2 separate regions of the Homo sapiens genome follow, and region 2 is linked to region 1. Evidence: chromatin loops called from intact Hi-C (ENCODE). Cell type or tissue: HCT116. All regions are shown on one strand. Links, peaks and the distances in the headings refer to the core of each region. The heading gives the core; the rest is flanking DNA.

Evidence for each region. Peaks named below come from ENCODE experiments on the same cell type or tissue, not always from the same donor. Only the 100,000 strongest peaks of a DNase experiment are listed, where the experiment ranks them.
Region 2: a loop joins it to region 1, with 2.6 times the contacts of the local background. A loop is called at or near these places in 9 of 110 quality-filtered maps.

Annotation. Positions count from the first base shown.
Region 1 is chr6:27,159,614-27,164,996 of GRCh38, forward strand. It overlaps TRT-AGT6-1 (tRNA-Thr (anticodon AGT) 6-1), which reads left to right and starts at 2,658; the gene lies at 2,658-2,731. In HCT116, for the core only: CTCF peaks have their summits at 2,435 (motif pointing right) and 2,641; a DNase peak (open chromatin) is centred at 2,718; H3K27ac peaks cover 405 bases.
Region 2 is chr6:27,590,001-27,595,383 of GRCh38, forward strand. It overlaps TRK-TTT4-1 (tRNA-Lys (anticodon TTT) 4-1), which reads right to left and starts at 1,886; the gene lies at 1,814-1,886. It overlaps TRX-CAT1-6 (tRNA-iMet (anticodon CAT) 1-6), which reads right to left and starts at 2,892; the gene lies at 2,821-2,892. RefSeq lists an enhancer at 2,407-2,616 and silencers at 2,590-2,884, 2,857-2,946, 4,350-4,644. In HCT116, for the core only: no CTCF peak of the experiment used is centred there; no DNase peak of the experiment used is centred there.

The sequences.
Region 1 (5,383 bases), core at 173-5,172:
CTTACAAGAGTGAAGACAGGGATCAAGTATGTATTGACCCTAAAGGATCAGTTCTTGTCAATTATTTTGCCACAAGTGAATGATAAAACTGCTAAAGCAATAAACATTTTGATCTTGCAATTCTCCAGAACACATTTTCTCAGATCTTACTGGCCTGAGTAGCAGAAATCTATGGACTCTGACTCAGAGGCTATCTCTTAGTGAGAGAGCTAGGGTCCTAGATCTATTACAGAATAAAATTGTAGTGACAAGTGAGTAATAGGGCTCAATAAAACCCATGCTGTATGATTTGCTCGAAAAGTAGAGAGCTTGCTTGGCGTGTACCATATGATACTCAGTGCAAAGCACATGTTTATCTTAGAGGTGTGAAGTTCTCTGGTTCACAATAATGTTTTGCAGCTTTGAGTGAGCATTGCTAGAAATCTGGTATAAACAGGGGAATTGTGAGATTAAAAGCTTGCATTTTATGAATGCACTAATATTGGTATGGAAGTATCTTACACAGTCTGCCAACCACATTTTCAGAAAGAAAACTGTTTTACTCTACCTATGGCATTCATGGTCTTGAAATGACTTTTTAATATTTCTATGTTTTATCATTCTCATCTCTCCATGGAAATTAATGAAAGTTACCACCTTCTAAGATTGTTCTAAAGATTTAAGGGTGGTAAATGCATGATGGCACTAGCTCAGTAAGGTACAAACAAACAAACAAAATAATAAAATAAGCCATTTTTGGAGCTAAATAAATAAATATCATTGCTACTTAAGTGGTGGAAGGCCTTCATGCAGTAGTAATATTGCAAAGACTGGTACCAGACTCAGCATCTATTTAACTTGACTACAATCCTGTGCTTCTTTGATGCTGATAAGGTAGTTCTAACAATAATAAGAAGGGTTTTGTCTGTCCTCAGTATTGAGGCTTATTTGAAGATCTGAGCAAGGCTTTTTATAAGGCGGATGTTGGCCAAAATGTTTGCTATGATAGGCCATAAGTTTAGGGAAGACACAGATGTTGTGGGAAAAGGTAGGTTCTAGAAAGAATAGCCCCAAAAGTCAGGGAATCAGGAAAAGAACTTTCCTTCTAATGTCAGCAGAAATCCGGATGAAACACTTTAAGCAGGGGTTTCGTAGTGTTAATTTCTCTCAAGGGTGCAGCAATCTATCTGTAGCCACACCACTCCAGCACCTACTTTATGTTGAAATGTCTGCTTGTATCTTGGAAAGATTTCCAAAAGGAGAAACAAAGGGCTTTTCTTCCAGGGTTTTACACATACCAAGATTTATGAAACACCTGTCAGTGAGAAACAGAAGTCGGGGAATACATAACTAAGCTTCACAAAAAACCTCAGCCAATAAAGCTGAAAAATTGGTATAACCTGGCTTTGTGATTAGCTAGGTAGTGAGTAGAGGTTCATGACCCACAGGAAATAAATCAGAAGCAACACCAGGCTTGGTTAAAAAATAAAAACTCAACCTCAACCTAAGTAATTTCTCATCTTTCCAGGGTCTTGCATTTTGTGGATGCTTAATGAATGCATATGCAAAGCACCAGGCAGTTATTTAAATATTTCAGGATATTGGTTTCATCTGCTTTTCCCCATGCTAAGCTGCATTCAGCTAAACATTCCATGACTCCTTCTGCATTCATTAAACTGACAAAGAACCTGAGATAAAAGGTCATGCAACTCTGTGAGGCCCAAGTGAGAGGTTCCCACAGCATCCTGTGAGGGCTATCACATTGTACTCTACTTTGTTCTCTACTTCTCTGTATCATCCACGCAGTTTTACAATCTATGTGGGTCTAGAAATTGAGTCTATTTTAACCCAGCAGGCAAATGAGCAGAACAAGACTATGACAGAAGCAAAGATATCCATCCAGGAGAACTCCCTGTGTACACCTAACTCATTGTTTCTAACAGCAGATCTCCTGTTGAGACCAAAGCTGTCTTTGAAACAGAGGGTCTCAAGGTGCCTAGTTTGGGTAAGTGGGAAGCAGGGTGACCACAGATCTCCACGACATCACTGTGTCCTCGTCTAGGCTCACTTTCTTGTGCCAGATTAGATAAAATAGAAGGAAGCATAATGGTTTTACTCAATTGCAGTGAATTAGCTCAGAAGGTAGTGTCGTGGGTTCTATAACCCAGCGGTAAAGAGATTGGTTTCCATATCACTTGTGTTTTTGTTTGTTGTTGGATTTTTTTAGTTGGTTAGTTTGTTTTGGGGTGTTTTTTGTTGTTGTTTTATCTCCCTGTAGAACATAAATTCAATAATGGAAGAAAATTTTGCTGTTTTATTCAATGTTCTTTCTCCAATACCTAGAAAAGTACCTGAAATGCAGTAATGACTCAACATTTGTGGACAGAATGAATGCACGAACAGAGAAATAAATTTAAAATATGTTGCGATATCCAATATTTCCTGTAGGGGGAGATAGTCACCATGAAATAGAAATTTCACTCATTTCAATTTGAAATAAATTCTGAAATCTTGCATTGAAGAAAAGTATTTTTTTTAGTGTTGGAATTGCTGCTTTGTTGCTGGTTCAGAAACACAGATGTGCTTTCTTTGTCACAAAATTAAGTACACTTTTGTCAAATTGATACATTTTACAAAAATGTTATAAATACGATATATCTGAACATATGCCCAACAGGGGCCCTGTGGCTTAGCTGGTCAAAGCGCCTGTCTAGTAAACAGGAGATCCTGGGTTCGAATCCCAGCGGGGCCTTACGTGTTCAATTTTATATTTTCAATAGTATGTTGCAAATACATATGTTGAAAATGCATTAAGGAATTTATAGGTTGTGAAATCCGTATTGAGCGATTAGCACAATTATGGAGAGTCCCTTGCAGGTAACTGCATCACAATATGAAAGGGTTGGGATGAAGGGAAAAATTAATAAAGTTTCTGTTGGTAAAAAGCAATGGGTTTGCTGATGACAGGTAAGACTGGGGATATACAAGTTGTACAAAAAAAAAATCTTGTAATACATAGTAGAGAGTAACATTTCAAATTCTGTTGTAGACGTTCAGTCTCCAGCCTCTTAACCTTGATAGCCATCATTTTCAGCTACATGATAGATTTTGATTATCAGTGTCAGGCAAATAATTAATAAGTCATGGCATTTTGTTTGGAGTCTGATTCACTTTGATTTTTGAAAACAAGAGAGCAACAGTGCAATTTATATTCTCACCATTTCTGTTTTGTATGACCCTAAGAATTGTCTTATTTGTGCATCTAGGATCTAGGGACTCAATGATATCTCGAGGAAATAAATCACAAATGAATGAAGACTTTCCTGAATCTTAAGTGGCATTGCAGTTCATAAACTAAAGTGTACCCTCTACAGCACTGGCCTACTCATTAGGCTTCTCAGTTTTATCTAAAGAGATTTCAAATGTTATTATCAGAGTTCTACCAGAGTCATAGTCTTTTCACTGCTGTAAAAGTAGTCCTGCACTGTGCCTGAAATCATTTATACTTCAGAGTAAATCTGAATTCTGCTTTCTCATTTTATTCATAGCAGTTCTCTCCCACCTACTTTCAAAGGAATGTGAGCAAAAGAGATTGTCACAAGCCTCAGCTTCACTTCTAAGAAAACTGATATTTAAAGGATCCTGAAAATTGGAATGCTGCTATTGAAAAATTTGTAAACAATTGATTAAGCTATGTCTTCAAAGTTTAAGTATAAAAATACAAACTTGAATACTACAGTATTCTCTCCTTCTTGCAAACTAAATTCAAAGAAGGCTGAAAATATCTTAAGATTTATATATTACATGTCATAGTGTTATTCTTGCTCTACGCTTACTAAAAGCTCAGAGAGGAACAAATATGTTCTCAGGTACATTTCAGTTAAGTGGCCCTAAACAACCTGTGTCTGAAATATTAAGTGGAACACACAAATCACATACCAAACTCTCACTACCTGACACCTGTCAGTTACTCCAAACTCAACCTACACATTGAAAGGAAGCTTCAGGTCCGGTGCGGTGGCTCACGCCTGTAATCCCAGCACTTTGGGAGGCTGAGGCAGGTGGATCACAAGGTCAGGAGTTCAAGACCAGCCTGACCAACATGGTGAAACTCCGTCTCTACTAAAAATACAAAAATTAGCCGGGCATGGTGGCATGCGCCTGTAATCCCAGCTACCCAGGAGGCTGAGGCAGGAGAATCGCTTGAACCCAGGAGGCAGAGATTGCAGTGAGCCGAGATCGTACCACTGCACTCCAGCCTGGGCAACAGAGCCAGACTCCATCTCAAAAAAAAAAAAAAGAAAAAGTAAAAGAAAAGAAATGGAAAAGAAAAGAAAGGAAGCTTCCTCCATTATTAACATATTTGCAGACTGTCTCACAGCCTGGTTTTGAAAGATGAGGAAGTAGAATTCTCCCTTCCCCCTGTTATATTTATGAAAGAAGGGAGAAGTAAATTAAGAGGAATGACAGAAGATGACACAGAATATATGGTGTCAATGTTATTTAAAGCTTTGCAAAATAACAGAGATTCAGTGAATAATTTTTATAGTGACATGAAATATTCTTAGAAAGACAATGATTAAAAGGAATTCAAGAAAGCAAGATAAACAAGAAAGTAAGATAAGATAAATAAAACAAACCAAAATAAACAAAAGATTTGCTGGGTTTGGTGGCTTATGCCTGTAATCCCAGTACTTTGGGAGGCAGGCGGATCACCTGAGGTCAGGAGTTTGAGACCAGCCTGGCCAACATGGTGAAACTCCGTCTCTATTAAAAATACAAAAATTAGCCAGGCATGGTGGTGTGCACCTGTAATCCCAGCTACTCGGGAGGCTGAGGTACGAGAATCACTTGAGCCCAGGAGGCGGAGGTTGCAGTGAGCCAAATCACACTACTGCACTCCAGCCTGGGTGACAGAATGAGACTGTCTCAGAAAAAAAAGCCTTCAAGCAAAACAAAACAAAACAAAACAAAAACAAACACTTGAAAATAAAATATCTGACAGTTTATGAGCAGTAGCTTTGGTTTTTAAAGATATCGATTTATAAATCAAATCTTGAAATATGATGTTTTAATGACTTTTTAAATAATTTTCTGTACTCTAGAGCAGGCAGAACATTCTTCACACAGAGCATTTCATCTCAAAAGCTTTCTGCTCTTTGTTTTAATTCTCCGGTGGCCATCAATTCACTTCTCAGAAGACTAATATTTAAAGGACCACGCGAATTGGAATGCTGCTATTGAAAACCTTATAAGGAATTGATTAAACTGTGTCTTCAAGGTTTAAGTACCTAAAAATACAAACTTGGCATGCTTGTTCCATTAGCAAACCATCCCAACACATATTTTTATTTGTATTTATTATTAGTATATATTTGATATTAAACAAGATGCAATAAGCCAT
Region 2 (5,383 bases), core at 138-5,137, 430 kb after region 1:
TAGATACTATATATACAATATGTATATATCTATAGGTACTATATATACAATATGTATATATCTATAGATACTATATATACAATATGTATATATCTATAGATACTGTATAGATATCAATATATATACAATATATAAAGCAAATCAATATCTATATACTGTAAATCAATATATATACAATATAGTATAATATTTTTCGTCTGAGAAAGAAGAGGACATTTTAAAAAGTATGTATCACCAGGCGTGGTGGCTCACACCTGTAATCCCAGCACTTTGGGAGGCCGAGGTGGGTGGATTGCGAGGTCAGGAGTTTGAGACCAGCCTCACCAACATGGTGAAACCCTGTCTCTACTAAAAATAGAAAAATTAGCCAGGGCTGGTGGCGCGCGCCTGTAGTCCCAGCTACTCGGGAGGCTGAGACAGGAGAATCGTTTGAACCCGGGCGGCAGAAGTTGCAGGAGCTGAGATCGCGCCATTGCACCCCAGCCTGGTCTAAAAATAAATAAACAAACAAATAAATAAATAAATAAGTATGTGTCTGCCTGCTTATTCAAAAGGAGGTGCAGGAAGGATAAAAAAGAAACTGGTAAAATGGATTACCTATAGGGGGTAGATGAGAATGAGTTGAAAAAGCTGGAGAAGGAAAGAAAAAGAAGCAATGAAGGGAAGTGATATTTCTTCGAGTATGTCTCTTTTGCACAGTTTAACTTTTAAAATGATGTTATGTTTTAAGTATGTACAAAAAATAAAATAGGCTGAACACAGTGGCTCATGCCTGTAATCCCAGCAATTTGGGAGGCCTAGGCGAGCGGATCTCCTGAGGTCAGAAGTTCAAAATTAGCATGGTCACCATGGTGAAACCCCGTCTCTATTAAAAATACAAAAATTAGCCTGGCATGGTGGCGCTCCTGTAATCCCAGCTACTTGGGAGGCTGAGACAGGAGAACCACTTGAACCTGGGAGGTGGATGTTGCAGGGAGCCAAGATCACGCCATTGCACTCTAGCCTGGGCAACAAGAGTGAAACTCCGTCTCAAAAAAATAAAATAAAATAAAAAAATAAACAAGGTCAGGGGAAAGAGTCAAAATGGACCTGATTACTTCAAATGAATCACATAACTGAAAAAGAAAGGGCGAGACCTTACAAAATGGATCCAAATGCAGTGTTTGGACTGAATATTGTCAGGCTCAAGACAAAAGGGACATGACAAAAAAAACTATCAACAACGTTGAACTCTTGGTACCTTTGTTTCATAGTGGCGTTGTTTAGCGTGCTGCCCACAGAAGCCATGCACTAGAAGCCCATGATCAGGGTCATTAACCATAATCCAAATCCCAGGATAATGACAGAAATAATGTAAACACAGAAAATACTATTTCAAAAAGTGTTTGGAAATGAGTTTTTCAACTGGGAACTGTTGCAAAGTGGTCAAATTTTCTGTGAAAGAAGAGCTGGTCTAAACTCCAAGGAACCACAGAGACAGGCTATGCAAAGGTCACTGCTCTTAAAGATTTTGGATTTTAATCAAGACTGCCCAAAGTGCTCCCCCATGCCTGGATTAATGAGCCATTTCAAGGGAGTTTTAAAATGGTCCATTTCCCAGTCATTCCATCACCAGTTTATTATTTTTATATCATGTCCTTTTCCTCTTCTCTTGAAATCTTGGGGATACGTTTCAAATAATATTGGGAAAGCATAATTTAGTGAAGAAAGCGATGCATTTGTCTGTTTCGGCCTTTGTGATATTTCCTTCTCCTCACAAAATGTTCCCAAATGGGATGGGTTTAGACCTAACTGAAGTAAAACTTCTGAAGTTCGCCTGAACAGGGACTTGAACCCTGGACCCTCAGATTAAAAGTCTGATGCTCTACCGACTGAGCTATCCAGGCTCTCTACACTGGGCTCTAACTCACTAAGAAGTGCTAATAAGGCTCATGATTTCAGTAATTATTAGGTTCTTCCAAGCGTTCTGGTCATATACCTGTGCCTCAGCACTGCAGCCGAGCTTTATTATATTGAACATTCATTTCAACCTCAAACTGTTTATTCGTTAAATATAAAATTATTGTGTAGTATTTATTACAGGGGAAATGACGAAGAAAATCGGGCTCAGAATAGAGTGGGACCCCTTCGGTAGTGAATAATCCCGCAGCTCATTATTGCGAACAGCAGCCCTTAGAGATCGTAGCTGGCTGGTAAAGGCGGCTTTAGAGCGGACGCCCAGGCTTCTTCATCAGCTTACCAGAAGGTTGGAGGCAGAAGGTACGCATTTCAACAATGACTTCGATAAGTGGGAAGAAACTTCAGAAGTATCAAACATTTGGGTAAAGAAAGATTGTTATGTCACAAGGGAAGCAGTTCAATTCCCGTTGTTTCCTCCGGTGTTTTCCTAGCTCTTTAAGAGATGAAGTTTCCTGGAATCGTAATGCCAGAGCAACACACAAGTGACACCCGCTTCTGTCTGGGGAATTACCTTCTTCAAAACACACGTCAAAATTTTATAATATCTTTTTCCCGGTCGCCCAACCTAGTCTTCATCTTTCGCTCTCTTTTTCTTCACCTCTTCCTCAGTCTTTCCCTTCTTCACACCGGTCTCTGCTCCTCTACCGCCTTATTTTTCAGACCTCCCATTTGCAGATTCACTCATTTCTCCGCTTATGCTTCCGTTCTTTGAAAGTGAACCACTAGGTTTCAGAAAGCACCAGGCAGTTAAAACAGAGTTTACTCCCTCGGTCACTGTAGGTCTTCAGTCATTCATGAGAGGTGTTAAAGCACCTCTAACAAGTGCAAGATGCAGTGTTTTGGAGGAAAAAAACAGGCACCTAGCAGAGGATGGTTTCGATCCATCGACCTCTGGGTTATGGGCCCAGCACGCTTCCGCTGCGCCACTCTGCTGTCCCCTTCAGCTGTTGTGCCTTATCTCCAAGTAACTTAAACATCTCCTAACACCGCTGTCCAGCTGCGTCAATATTTTTTTCTTCCTTATCCATTTATCTTCTCTAGTCTCTGTCTTTCATCCTCGAGTTGTCTCACGTTTCCTTCTCAACATAGTCACCTACAACTTGTTGTTTGCTCCTTTGCAACTTAAGAAAACCGATTGAAATCCTTTCTCAGGAACTTGATTTTCAAACCGTTAGGCTCTCATACACCGACTTCTAGGGTTGGATTTAGAATTCAGGGCTTGTTCGTTTGTTTGTTTGCTTGTTTGTTTGCTTGCTTGCTTGCTTCCCACGCCTTCCATAGTGCACTCACTGTCTGCATTTGGAACACCTTGACTCCTCCGTGTCCCTGGTAAGACAAGGGCACTGTGTGGTCCTGTGGCCCTGTCCTCGGCCAGGTTGGAGGGACTAAGGAGAAACTGAAGATGCAGCGAACGGAAGAGAAGGAAATGCATGTACTTCTGAAAATCGTTGCTCGCGGAATTGAGGCAGACGTGGAGACGACATGCCTACTCAAAGAAGATTCAGTTTTCCGTGTCCCCACCACAATGAAACTTCTTTCACAAAGATCATAATGGGTATTCCTAACTACAAGGAGAGCGTGTGTGTGTTGTCCACTTGGCCTTTGGACACTGGGTCGGAAAACTGAGGCTCAGATCGCTTTCTAGGTGCGTCTGTGGACCCGTTTTTGTCAGTCTTGGTTCTTCCAGCCAAGGAATTGCGCAAAGCTGTTTTAAAGATTCTGTGTATAATTTAAGCTCCCCAATGGGGTGAGCTTCATGGGCCTGAGATCTATGCAGTCGCACAATTTACCACCATCCCCCGAGCACCCCTACACACACACACCCAGTCCTACTCTTGGGGTTTAATGTTTTGTAATGACTCTCTTGAAGTTCTCAATAGTTTTATCCTTAAACTTATGTTTTGTAAGCTATAGCCAACATGACAATGTAGCATGCTTAGGCATGGGGGTCTGTTGGCTCCCAAGAGTTCTGCCGAAGAGTTGACTCCCAAGAGCTCTGCTTCCCCTGGATGGGTTTTCAGCAACGAATTTGCCCTGCTAACTGACATCCTTCCCCACTCTCTTTCCCGACCCCTCTTCCCCACCTGCCTCCAGCAGTAAAGCCCCCTAGGGGGTCTACAGAAGAGGGATTAAGTTCCTGCAGCCTAATCCCGGGATTTCTGGGGTGTGGCATAATGGCTGTCATTCCCGACACTGGCTGGCAGACTGGCAGAGCCCAGGTGAGTTAGGAGGGTGTCTTGGTGGGAGTGAGCCTGCAGCTCACACCCATATCAGTATATATTCATAATTATAACAGCATTGTCTTCCTGCTTTTTGAACAAGGGCTCCCTCATTTTAATTTTTCACTGGGCCCTGCAAAATATATAGCTGGTTCTGCTCCCCAAATTTCAGTGGTGTTTGGTTCTCTTTGCTGGGCTCCCCTCAGGCTTCTTTACTATCTTGTTCTCATACTTGAAAAATCAGACCCTGGGGGCCGGGCGCGGTGGCTCACGTCTGTAATCCCAGCACTTTGGGAGAACGAGGCGGATGGATCGCGAGGTCAGGAGTTCGAGACCAGCCTGACCAATACGGTGAATCCCCGTCTCTACTAAAAATACAAAAAAGTTAGCCAGGCATGGCTGAGATTGCGCATGGCTGTAATCTCAGCTACTAGGGAGGCTGAGGCAGGAGAATTGCTTGAAACCAGGAGGCGGAGTTTGCAGTGAGCCAAGTCACGCCGCTGCACTCCAGCCTGAGCGACAGAGCAAGACTCTGTCTCAAAAAAAAAAAAAAAGAAAAAGAAAAAAGAAAGAAACATCAGACCCTGGATTCTTAAAGATGGAGCTTGGAGTCCTCAAGGGAAGAATTTGGAGGCTTCATTTTGAAACCCCAATGCTTAATACTGCTATAAGTTTCTATTTTTACATTATCTAAATATTATAAAATTCAAGTCAGAAAAGATGCCAAACCATTTAAATTACTAACACATTTAGATAATATATCAACTAATCTCTAATAATTTAATTACTTATCAGACATTTTTTGAACAGTGACAAAGATTCTCTTCATGACCAAACTCTAGTCAGGTTCCTCTGAAGGCTCTTCTCAACAAAAGCTCTGACTTTTGGACTTAAATGTTTGTAGCTCTGCATTGCGCACTTTTAACAATAATCGTGTTAAGTCAGTTTAGCCAGAATCCCTCATCCTCTATTATCTGATCACCCTTCATATCTGATCAGGTTCCTCATCCTCCACCATGCTCCAGTGATGTAATCACCCTGGCCTGCCTTCAAGAATCCTATCAGGCCAGGTTAGCCAGAAACCCCCTTACCTGTGATGTTTCCTTTCAGTAATTTTCTATCCAGTGACCTCATCTCCCCACTCTGATCCTTGGCTATAAATTCCCGCTTTTCCTTGTTGTATGCAAAGTTGAGCCCGGTCTCTC